3 separate regions of the Homo sapiens genome follow, and all the other regions are linked to region 2. A link is a contact called in ENCODE Hi-C or POLR2A ChIA-PET data. All regions are on one chromosome and are shown on one strand. Each heading gives the region's core, a stretch centred on a gene start or an enhancer-like site at or near the end of the contact. The rest is flanking DNA. Distances are from core to core; before and after follow the strand shown. Region 1 overlaps THADA (THADA armadillo repeat containing). Region 2 has its middle 18 kb from the start of TRI-TAT2-1. Region 3 has its middle 31 kb from the start of ZFP36L2.

The links. Hi-C counts contacts between places; a loop is a spot of excess contacts on that map. ChIA-PET counts read pairs that join two places held with the same protein, here RNA polymerase II (POLR2A). Pooled maps may share reads with other maps.
Region 1: a loop to region 2 is called in a pooled map, with 2.9 times the contacts of the local background. The contact joins two enhancer-like sites. A Hi-C loop is called at or near these places in 7 of 50 pooled maps. POLR2A ChIA-PET finds 5 or more read pairs at or near these places in 2 of 52 experiments (Panc1 and activated CD8-positive, alpha-beta T cell).
Region 3: a loop to region 2 is called in a pooled map, with 2.7 times the contacts of the local background. The contact joins two enhancer-like sites. A Hi-C loop is called at or near these places in 1 of 168 maps with a recorded cell type or tissue (endothelial cell of hepatic sinusoid), 2 of 37 single-sample maps with no recorded cell type and 7 of 50 pooled maps. POLR2A ChIA-PET finds 5 or more read pairs at or near these places in 3 of 52 experiments (CD4-positive, alpha-beta T cell, HepG2 and Panc1).

What each region holds. Positions count from the first base shown.
Region 1 is chr2:43,292,459-43,295,585 of GRCh38, reverse strand. It overlaps THADA (THADA armadillo repeat containing), which reads left to right. Exons shown (of 38, transcript NM_022065.5): 32 at 2,373-2,752. Among named protein-coding and RNA genes, the nearest start is that of LINC01126, 67 kb to the right of the region's middle. RefSeq lists a silencer at 1,982-2,276 and an enhancer at 1,553-2,752. Within about 2 kb of position 1,590, at least 14 of the 41 ENCODE cell types and tissues checked have a DNase peak (open chromatin) inside an H3K27ac peak, as active enhancers do.
Region 2 is chr2:42,827,284-42,830,430 of GRCh38, reverse strand. It overlaps the pseudogene CHORDC1P1. Among named protein-coding and RNA genes, the nearest start is that of TRI-TAT2-1, 18 kb to the right of the region's middle. Within about 2 kb of position 1,795, at least 7 of the 41 ENCODE cell types and tissues checked have a DNase peak (open chromatin) inside an H3K27ac peak, as active enhancers do.
Region 3 is chr2:43,193,716-43,196,794 of GRCh38, reverse strand. No RefSeq gene overlaps it. Among named protein-coding and RNA genes, the nearest start is that of ZFP36L2, 31 kb to the left of the region's middle. RefSeq lists an enhancer at 1,866-2,785. Within about 2 kb of position 1,779, at least 16 of the 41 ENCODE cell types and tissues checked have a DNase peak (open chromatin) inside an H3K27ac peak, as active enhancers do.

The sequences.
Region 1 (3,127 bases), core at 341-2,840, 470 kb before region 2:
TAAGCCAATCCAGGATAAACTTGTTAACATCTTGGGTACAGTTGTCAGGATTTATCAGAGAATGCTATGAATATAATATCTAAATTTTGGCAAGGCATTTGGTGAAGTCTGTCATAAGTTCTTGTAGATAAAACTTCATGGACAGAATGATACAATTAAGAGGATTCATAAGTGGGGGATGACTCAAACCGAAGAGGGCTAGTTAATGAATTAGTGAGAGCCTGGAAGAGCGTTTGAGGCAAGGGCCAGCAGGGAGCCTGCTCACCAAAGGCCTCCACCCTCCAGCTTGCCCACATTTTTAGTAATTATTTGATTTTGGGCATTTAGGCATTCCTGTGAAATTGAAGTTTGCCAACTACTTTGTATGCGTTTTTGAGATAGGGTCTCACTTTGTCGCCCAGGCTGGAATGCAGTGTCAGCATCCTGGCTCACTGCATCCTCAACCTCCTGGGCTCAAGTGATCCCCCACCCAGCTGACTTTTTATTTTTTGTAGAAATAGATTTTCACAGTGTTGTCCAGGCTGGTCTCAAACTCCTGGGCTCAAGCAGTCCTCCCACCTTGGGCTCCCAAAATGTTGGGATTACAGGCATGAGCCACCACGCCCAGCTGGTTTACCCAATTTCTATTAGATGATGAACATGTGTGAAGAACTGGGTGCTGGGAGGTACCCGAGACTCCTACCCTAGTCCGCACCCTCATTCCCTAGTCCTGCCAGTTTTATCCCTTCAGTGTTTTTTTTTCTTTCTTTTTTGCCTTTTTAAATGATCACCTTGGCTTCAGACCTTCAGCGTTTCTTAAACCCACCTTCTCCTGATTCCTTCTGAACTTAAGGCCCTCGTCATTTATTTCTCTCCTGGACTACGGTGCAGTAGTGTTGTAACTGGTCTCCCTGCCTCTAATATTGCCTCCTCAACGATAAGAGCACTTCAGTGAAAATGGGCCCCTGACCTTACTGCTTAAAATAACCCCCCAGTGGCATTCCGTTGCATACAGAACTAGCTGCTTCACATTGTCTAGGAGGCTTTCTGTACTCTAGCCACATTTCTTCCCTAGCCTCATCTCCTGCCCTTTCCCACCTCAAATTTTATGCTCCAGTGTTATGGGATGGCCTGTAGTTCCCCACATGGTCCGTTCTGTTTCATGCCTTTGTTGAGCCTTTGCTCAGCTGGTTCCCCTGCCTTTGGTGGTGCTAACACATTGTCACCTGTCTTCCTCTTTGAGGCCTAGGTTATCATTTGTACCACTATATTGGAATTATGTGTTCATGCATTTCTCTTTCTCAAACTAGACTGACTATAAACTCCTTAAGGGCAGTGATCTTATTTAGCTCCTAGCACATAGTAAGCAGGCAATAAGTTTTTGGTTTTTTTATTTTTTTAATCAGAACTGAGAATATGAAAAGATCTCGGCAAATGAAAGGTAGACCATAAAACTTAACAGGAGGATAAAATTTAACAGGGATATACTTGGGCTTAAAATAAACAAAGAAAACACATCTTGGCTTAAGTACTGAGTACAAAGTGGGAGAAAGATGACTCACCACCATCAGTAGACCACGTCAAAAAAGAAGGGCTGTGGTTTCAGTTGACTTTGTGCTCCATATGAGTCAACAGTGTGATGCAACTCCAGTTCAGAACAGAGAAAGTAATAGTCCTGCGGGTCAAACCATGCAGGAGATTTGTGATCCAGCCTATTGGCCATCCTTTAAGAGAGGGTGAGGCATGTCCACAGGAAAGCAGCTAGAATAATGAGAGACAGTGACCCCATCATTTGAGGAAGGAAGTAGGAATGTTTCATCTGGAGAAGACAGAGGGGACACAAGAATTGTAATCAAATGTCTAAAGAGCTGTCATTGGGAGCCTCAAAATGTAGCATTAGGCCAGTGAGTAGAAACACAAAAAGAACTTTTTGACAATTAGATCTACTAACAATGGAATAAGCTGTCTCATGAGCTCCAGGGTACTGTAGGGTTCAACCAAGAGCTTCTGGGAAAGGGTGTTACAGAGGGGAGCTTCACCCCTGAAGGAAGTTTATACTAGATGTCCTCTTCTCATGGTCAGCTTTGAGGCTCGGTGATAAGAGGTCACTGAGTTCGTATTTATTGAATGTTGAGGAGGGGTGCCAGGAACGCATTTTCTAATAGTAATGCCTTTGTGCCCCTGTTGGAAAAATTATACATTACCTAAATGGAAATTGTTGTGGACTAGAAGTCTGAACCTTAGAGGGCCACTCACTTATGACAGTGTTTGAAATCTGCTTATGGGAGACATCTGATGGCCTCACGCAGTGGATTCAGTCTTCATTCTTTCATGTCCTTTTGTGGAAATTTAAAGTGATTATCTCTTTCCCTTTTGCTTTTTTTGCTTCTTAGTTCTGGAGAGTCTTGGCTTCTGGGAGGAAGTCAGAGGGATTATCTCAGGATCAGAGCTGATAACGGGATTCCCTTGGGCCTTCAAGGTGCCAGGCCTGCCCCAGTACCTCCAGAGCCTCACCAGACTAGCCATTGCTGCAGTGTGGGCCGCGGCAGCCAAGAGTGGAGAGCGGGAGACGAATGTCCCCATCTCTTTCTCTCAGCTGTTAGAATCTGCCTTCCCTGAAGTGCGCTCACTAACACTGGAAGCCCTCTTGGAAAAGTTCTTAGCAGCAGCCTCTGGACTTGGAGAGAAGGGCGTGCCACCCTTGCTGTGCAACATGGGAGAGAAGTTCTTATTGTTGGCCATGAAGGAAAATCACCCAGAATGCTTCTGCAAGGTAAAGTCTCCAACGTACTGACTGGCCCTTTACACTCCCCACATTCTTTTGTGAGCCACTGGAATGGTAGGATCATGAAGGCAAGATTGGGTTTAGGCTCTCCAGGGGCAATAGGAAGTAGATTCGGCAGCCAGTGGATAAGGACTCTCTTTTTATGGTGGTTGGCATGGCGTCATACCTGGTAGGGCACCAAGAAAAGCTTTTGATGATAGGAGTATTGATGGCAGAGATTAACCAAAGACAGAGCAAACCACTTTGGGATGTTTAGGAAACAGATCATTAAAAATTCACTGTAGAGTGTGTCAGAGGTAGTCTTTGCTGACATGGCTATTTCAGGGCAGTTGGCCACCTGGGAAGCATAATCAAAAGGAAAGG
Region 2 (3,147 bases), core at 546-3,045:
ATAGACAGAATGCACAGAAGAAAAAATGTGGTAATGTTTGGTATTTGACATGCAAAATAGGATTATGCTGCAGATCAAAAGTCTTCTAAAGCAGGCTATTCTTTTGAGAGCATGTTTCCTGGATTCCCTCATCCCTCTCCTTGGGTGTGGCCCTGGAATTTTATGTAATGGATGACTGAGCAAGAAGAGGAAGAGTGTTGGTCCCCTCCTTCCTGCCCAGGGGATGGTACGAAGGGGATTAGAAGGATAACAAGCAGAGCCAAGCACTGGCCCACTCACCCCTCCCTGAGAGAAAGAAGCCCTTGTCCCCAACTCACATTGGAACTCTGGGAAGAAGTGGCATCCCAGGCAGCTGCAAACCAACTCGGCCTCTGCCTCCAGCACCAGGGCTCCCCGGTAAGGGAGAGGCACCACTAAAGTTCAGCTTTCAAAGCCAACTTCCATTCCTGTGAGCCAGCAGCCCTACTGGGGCCATGGTGGCACAGCTAGGAGACTTGGTGGGGAGGAGGGGCCCAGGTGCAGGAGGGCTGGCCAGCCAGGGGCGCCACATGGGCTCTAGTCAGATCAGGAGGGACTGGACCATGAGTTTCATAAACTCAGCTTCTAGTATGATCAGTGGCCAGGAGGGACAGGGGACCTTGCTGGGTCTAGAGGACACCACACCCCAGGATCCCAACTCATGCCTCCTACCAGATGCCACACAAGCTGCCCTTGACTGTCTACAAAACCCCAACAGCACCACAGTGGGAGAAGCTGGGCAAAGCAGTCTGAGAACTAAGCATTTTATCCAAGAGAAATTAATAAGATCACTTAACAAGACCGGCTAAACTCTCTGGCCCCAGGATGTTCAAATCAAGTTGAAAATTTCATTGTTTTTCTCGCTTATCATCAGGCAGGGGTTGGAAGAAAGGCCAGATTCATTATAGACTCATAAATAAGGAAATTACCTTTTTTTTGCACAAATAAATTATAGAGTGAATTAAGTTTTCAACTCTGTTGCACACACAAAAATAGAGGAATTCCTGCTGCCCCACTGCAATGCTGGCTGACTTTTCCAACCAAAGACAAGGACCCAAGCCTTCTGGATCCCCAGTTCCCTCCTCCAGGTGGTGGGGGACACCGTTGTGGCAGAGAGAGGTAAGGTCCCCCTTCAGCCTAAGTGGTCACATTAGCCCTCTTGGGCTCATGCACCAGATCCTGCTCTCCTGGCTTATCTGTGTTTCTTTGAGGGGAGGAATGAGATTTTCATTTTCTTTCCAGGCCCTTCCCATTCAGGGCATTTCAGATCCCTCCTTCCCATGACCCCTGAAATGAATTGGGTGAAGAATGGTCCCCTGCCCTACACGCTGCATGTCTGGGAGAGGCCAGAGGTGGAGCCGGCACATGCAAAGGCAATGCTGCCACCTGCTGGCGCCACGAAGAGACACAGCAAAGGTGGGCAACCAAACCCCATTAGCCCTGGGGGAACTGCACAAGGATGTCTTGCAGCTGAATGGTACCTTTTTCCAATGCAGCTTCTTACCTGTTCCCTCATTTAGTCATCCAGTATGCCGGCTGGAACAAGAACATCATCCCATTTTATGGACGAGACAACTGACACCCATGAAAGGGCAGAATGCTGACTGAGGTCACATGTGTGGGGATGGCTTGAAGGCAATGCTCAGTCTCCTGCTTCCCAGCCAAGAGTTGTGTCCCCTCGTCAGTGCTCAGATGAGGTGTCTCAGAAAACGAGGGACCCCTATGAACAAGGTTTACGGGGCCATCCTCAACATCCAGGGAGGAAGAGTGAGGGCGGAGGGCACCAAGCAGTAATGCCCACCCTGCAGCTGGCTCAGGGCCTGATACACGTGTACAGCAACTCTGTTTCCCAAGGGTTCACACACCTTCCACACAGATTTTGTGGGTTTTTTTGTAGAGAAGGGGGTTTGTCCTGTTGCCCAGGCTGGTCTCGAACCCCTGGGCACAAGTGTGATGTTACTTTTCGATAAAGATCTGGAAGAGCTGACTCCTGCCCTAGGCCCGTGAGTCCTAATCTAAAAAACAGACGGTGAAAGAGGCAAGAGTCATCTTCCCAAATGGCAGCTGCAGGCGAAGTAGGTGGGGGGAACTCGCAGACGATGTTGTGTGGTCAGCAGGTGTGAGATGACCGGGCTGCATCCTCTCCCGCTGGGTGCTCAGCACTCGACTCTCCTCTTTGTTCCTGGCTCTTCCAGCCCAGGTCTTCATTTGGCGGAAACAGCCTGGAGGACAGAAAAAGTGCCTCTTCTCTGCCCGAGACCCTTCCCACGCGCACACGCCATGGGGAAGCAGCTCTTCCCTTTTCCCGACGTGGGAGATGACTGGGCCGGTGGGAAATCCCATGATTCCCCGGCAGCGGTCCATGTCCCTCCTGACAGCGGTCAGCGGTCAGCCTCACTTCCAGGACTCTGCATTGTCCCAAGCCTCCTCCTCTCCAGACCTTCTTCGCACCTCTCCCCGCGATTCTTGTCCTGGTAGGGTCCAGGAAACGCTGAAAGCTACGGATAGGCCCCCACGTTGCCCCGCAGGGTGCGGATGAAATCGCTGTCGGAGGCTGGTCCTGTGGCCGGCCCTGCCTGTCTCCTGGACCGAGAGGAGCCTTCTATGGCAGAGCCGCAGCGCCACCGTGTGGTAGAAGTCCGTCTGCACGGCCAGAAACGGCGGCTCAGAGCGGGCCCACAGAAATCCTTGTAATAGTCCACTGTCAAGGCCGGTGCTAGCGACACGGGAGTGGCAAATGCACCCTCTTGCCGTTCCCGGTGTTTGGGCCTTGCCTGTGACGGTGGGAAAAGAAAATGGCCTTGCTGTGCTACAACCGGGGCTGCGGTCAGCGCTTCGATCCTGAGATCAATTCCGATGATGCTTGCATATGCCACCCAGGTGTTCCAGTCTTTCACGATGCATTAAGGATTGGTCTTGATATAAGAGAAGAACAATTGATTTTTCTGATTTCTTAAGCATTGTAGGCTGTACAAAAGGTAGACATAATAGTGAGAAGCCACATGAGCCAGTCAAACCTGAAGTAAAGACTACTGAGAAGAAAGAACTATCTGAATTGAAACCCAAATTTCAGGAACACATCATTCAAGCCCCGAAGCCAGTAGAAGCAATCAAAAGGCCAAGCCCAGA
Region 3 (3,079 bases), core at 530-3,029, 370 kb before region 2:
GAGAGAGAAATCCCCATCTAGAGCCAGTGGGTCTCCACGTGGAGTCTCCTTGGGTCATATCCTCGGTTCTGAGGAGATCAGGGGCACCCTTACTTGGAAGAGCTAAAGTCATCTCTCCCACATAATGGAGGCCATAAGCGGTTGTTAAGTGTTCAGGTATCAATACAGGTGAGAGAAAGTTGAAAGGAGAAAGGGGCCAGGCGCAGTGGCACACGCCTGTAATCCCAGCACTTTGGGAGGCTGAGGAGGGAGGATCGCTTGAACCCAAGAGTTTGAGACCAGCCTGGGCAATATAATGAGATCCCCAAGTCTACAAAAATAATTTTTTTTTTTTTTTTTGAGATGGAGTCTGGCTCTATTGCCCAGGCTGGAGTGCAGTGGTGTGATCTCGGCTCACTGCAAGCACCGCCTCCTGGGTTCACGCCATTCTCCTGCCTCAGCCTCCAGAGTAGCTGGGACTACAGGCGCCCGCCACCACGCCCCGCTAATTTTTTGTATTTTTAGTAGAGACAGGGTTTCACCACATTAGCCAGGATGGTCTCGATCTCCTGACCTCGTGATCCACCCACCTCGGCCTCCCAAAGTGCTGAGATTTAAAAAAATTTTTTTAAATTAGTCAGGCATGGTGGTGCACACCTGTGGTCCCAGCTATTTCGGAGGCTGAGGCAGGAAGACCACTTGAGCCCAGGAGGTCAAGGCTGCAGTGAGTTATGATCGCACCACTGCACTCCAGCCTGGGTGACAAAGCAAAACCATGTCTTAAAAAAACAAACAAAAAGGCCGGGCGCGGTGCCTCACACCGGTAATCCCAGCACTTTGGAAGCCTGAGGAGGGTGGATCACTTGAGTGAAGTCAGGAGTTTGAGACCAGTCTGGCCAACATGGTGAAACCCCGTCTCTACTAAAAATACAAAAATTAGCCAGGAGTGGTGGTGTGTGCCTGTAATCCCAGCTACACGGGAGGCTGAGGCAGGAGAACGGCTTGAACCCAGGAGGAGAATGGCTTGAACCCGAGAGGCAGAGGGTGACAGAGTGAGACTCCATCTCGAAAGAGAGAAAGAAAGAAAGAAAGAAAGAAAGAAGGAAGGAAGGAAGGAAGGAAGGAAGGAAGGAAGGAAGGAAGGAAGGAAGGAAGGAAAGAAAGAAAGAAAGAAAGAAAGAAAGAAAGAAAGAAAGAAAGAAAGAAAGAAAGAAAGAAAGAAAGAAAGAAAAGCAAGCAAGCCACACATGGTTGGGAACTGTGGCTGAAAAGAAGCTGAGCTTGGGGCCTAGACAGCTGTGGCAAGAACGGTGTTAGGTCCTTTTCAGTTTTGTATGGCTTTTGCACCAGGCAGGCCAGCTTCTGCCATTTCCTGTCTGTTTGAGCGTGGCCAAGTCCTTTAATTTCACCCAGCCTCAGTTTCGCCATCTGTAAAATGGGGATGACATTGCCTGTCACTAGGCCTGCAGTGTCAATGCAGTTCACTGACATGCAGAGAGAGCAGTGCAGGCCCAGGCTACGGTGGGGCTTACGTACCATAGTAACTTACCCACACAGTCATCTGGGGCTTCCCCACAAACAGGAATGAGAGCATATCAATAGAGTTATTATTTGAATAAATAATTCCATTTTTCTATATTTATAGAAAAAGACGCAGGTGAACCCTGTGTCATACTGCCTGTGGTTCCTGCTGTGGGGAGGGTGACCATGGCTTCACCCAGGGGCAGGCCCTAGGCTTAGGTGAGATAGAGCAGTCCCCGCCCCCAGCGCTCGGAGGCTGTGCACTTAAACTTCAAAGGACCTTCCAACAGATGCAGCTGGTTTCCTGCAGCCGTGCAGCAGCCAATGCCAGCCTGAATCACCCCGGCCTAAGGGAAGCTGGGGAGCAGAGGCCCGCAGAGACCTTAGCCCAGGTTAATATGAGAGGCTTCCTGGAGGCAGAACACACCCAGATTCTAACTGCTAGAAGAAAGAAGAGAATGGCGTGTTGGGGAGTTGCTGTAGCCCAGGGTGTTGGGGCCTGGGATGTGTAGATTCAGAGGGGTCTTTAGGAGGAACGACTTGGGAGATAAGAGCGATAAGAGCACTGATAAACGAGGTCACAGGTAGGAATGTAACCTGCGGACTCTCCAAGCCCCAGGAGTAGCTGGGTTCAGGCAGGTCCTCTCCTCCAGAAGGCCCACCAGGAGTGCCTACAGTGGTGTAGCTTGCAGCTTCCAAGCTACAGGAAGAGTCCTTGGGTCTGTGCTGTGGGTATGAGAGAGTGAGATGGGGTGGACACGGGCCAGGGCCAGGGCCAGGGCAGGATGGGGGCATGGGGAAGTGGTATCCCTAAGCAAGGGGCTTAGAGGCCCTGTGTGGGGCTGGCCCACGGCAGGTGGGAGGGATTTTTAGGTAGGCTCAGGTGCAGATGGAGACATTACGCCGTGGCCCCACAGGTGGTTAATATTTAATCTCCTCCTTAATCATTAACTCCCTGGCTGGCTGGGGAGGAACAGGGCTGTTGTCAAATCAGTAACCACAGGCCCAGGAACAATGTCCACAGATCTCATGGCCTCTCCCATTGCTGGCCGAGTGGGGTAACCCCTGGCCCTGGGGGCCAGGTGCATCTCCCTCCCACGGTGACCTTGGGCCATGGAGAGGGCTTGAAGAGGCCAATCCTCTCCGAGCCCCTGGATCGCCCTTTACCCTCCACCCTCTACTTACTGGTGGGGAGTGGTGGGAGGTGGTGTCCATTCACGCATGAGGGTTCTAGTCCCTACCCACTCCTTCCAGGCTGTGTGACCTTGGGCAACTCACGTAGCCTCCCTGAACCTCAGTTTCCTCATCTGTGCAATGAGGATAATTATTCGTGTCTTGGAGGATTGTCATGAGATTTGAATGAGAGGAGGGTATACAAGGAAGTACTTTCTAAGCTGACGATTGAGTTAGCAAACAAGTTAGAGAAAGTACAGATGGGAAGAGACAGAGAGCAAAGGGTAAAGAGGAAAGAAAACAGCTTGAGAGCTCTTGTTTCCATCCACCCAAATGCAGTTCCTTTCCTTGGAGTTTGTTTTAATTCATTCAAGGAGTGTTGATTGATAAGGCTGTGTCTCCCTAA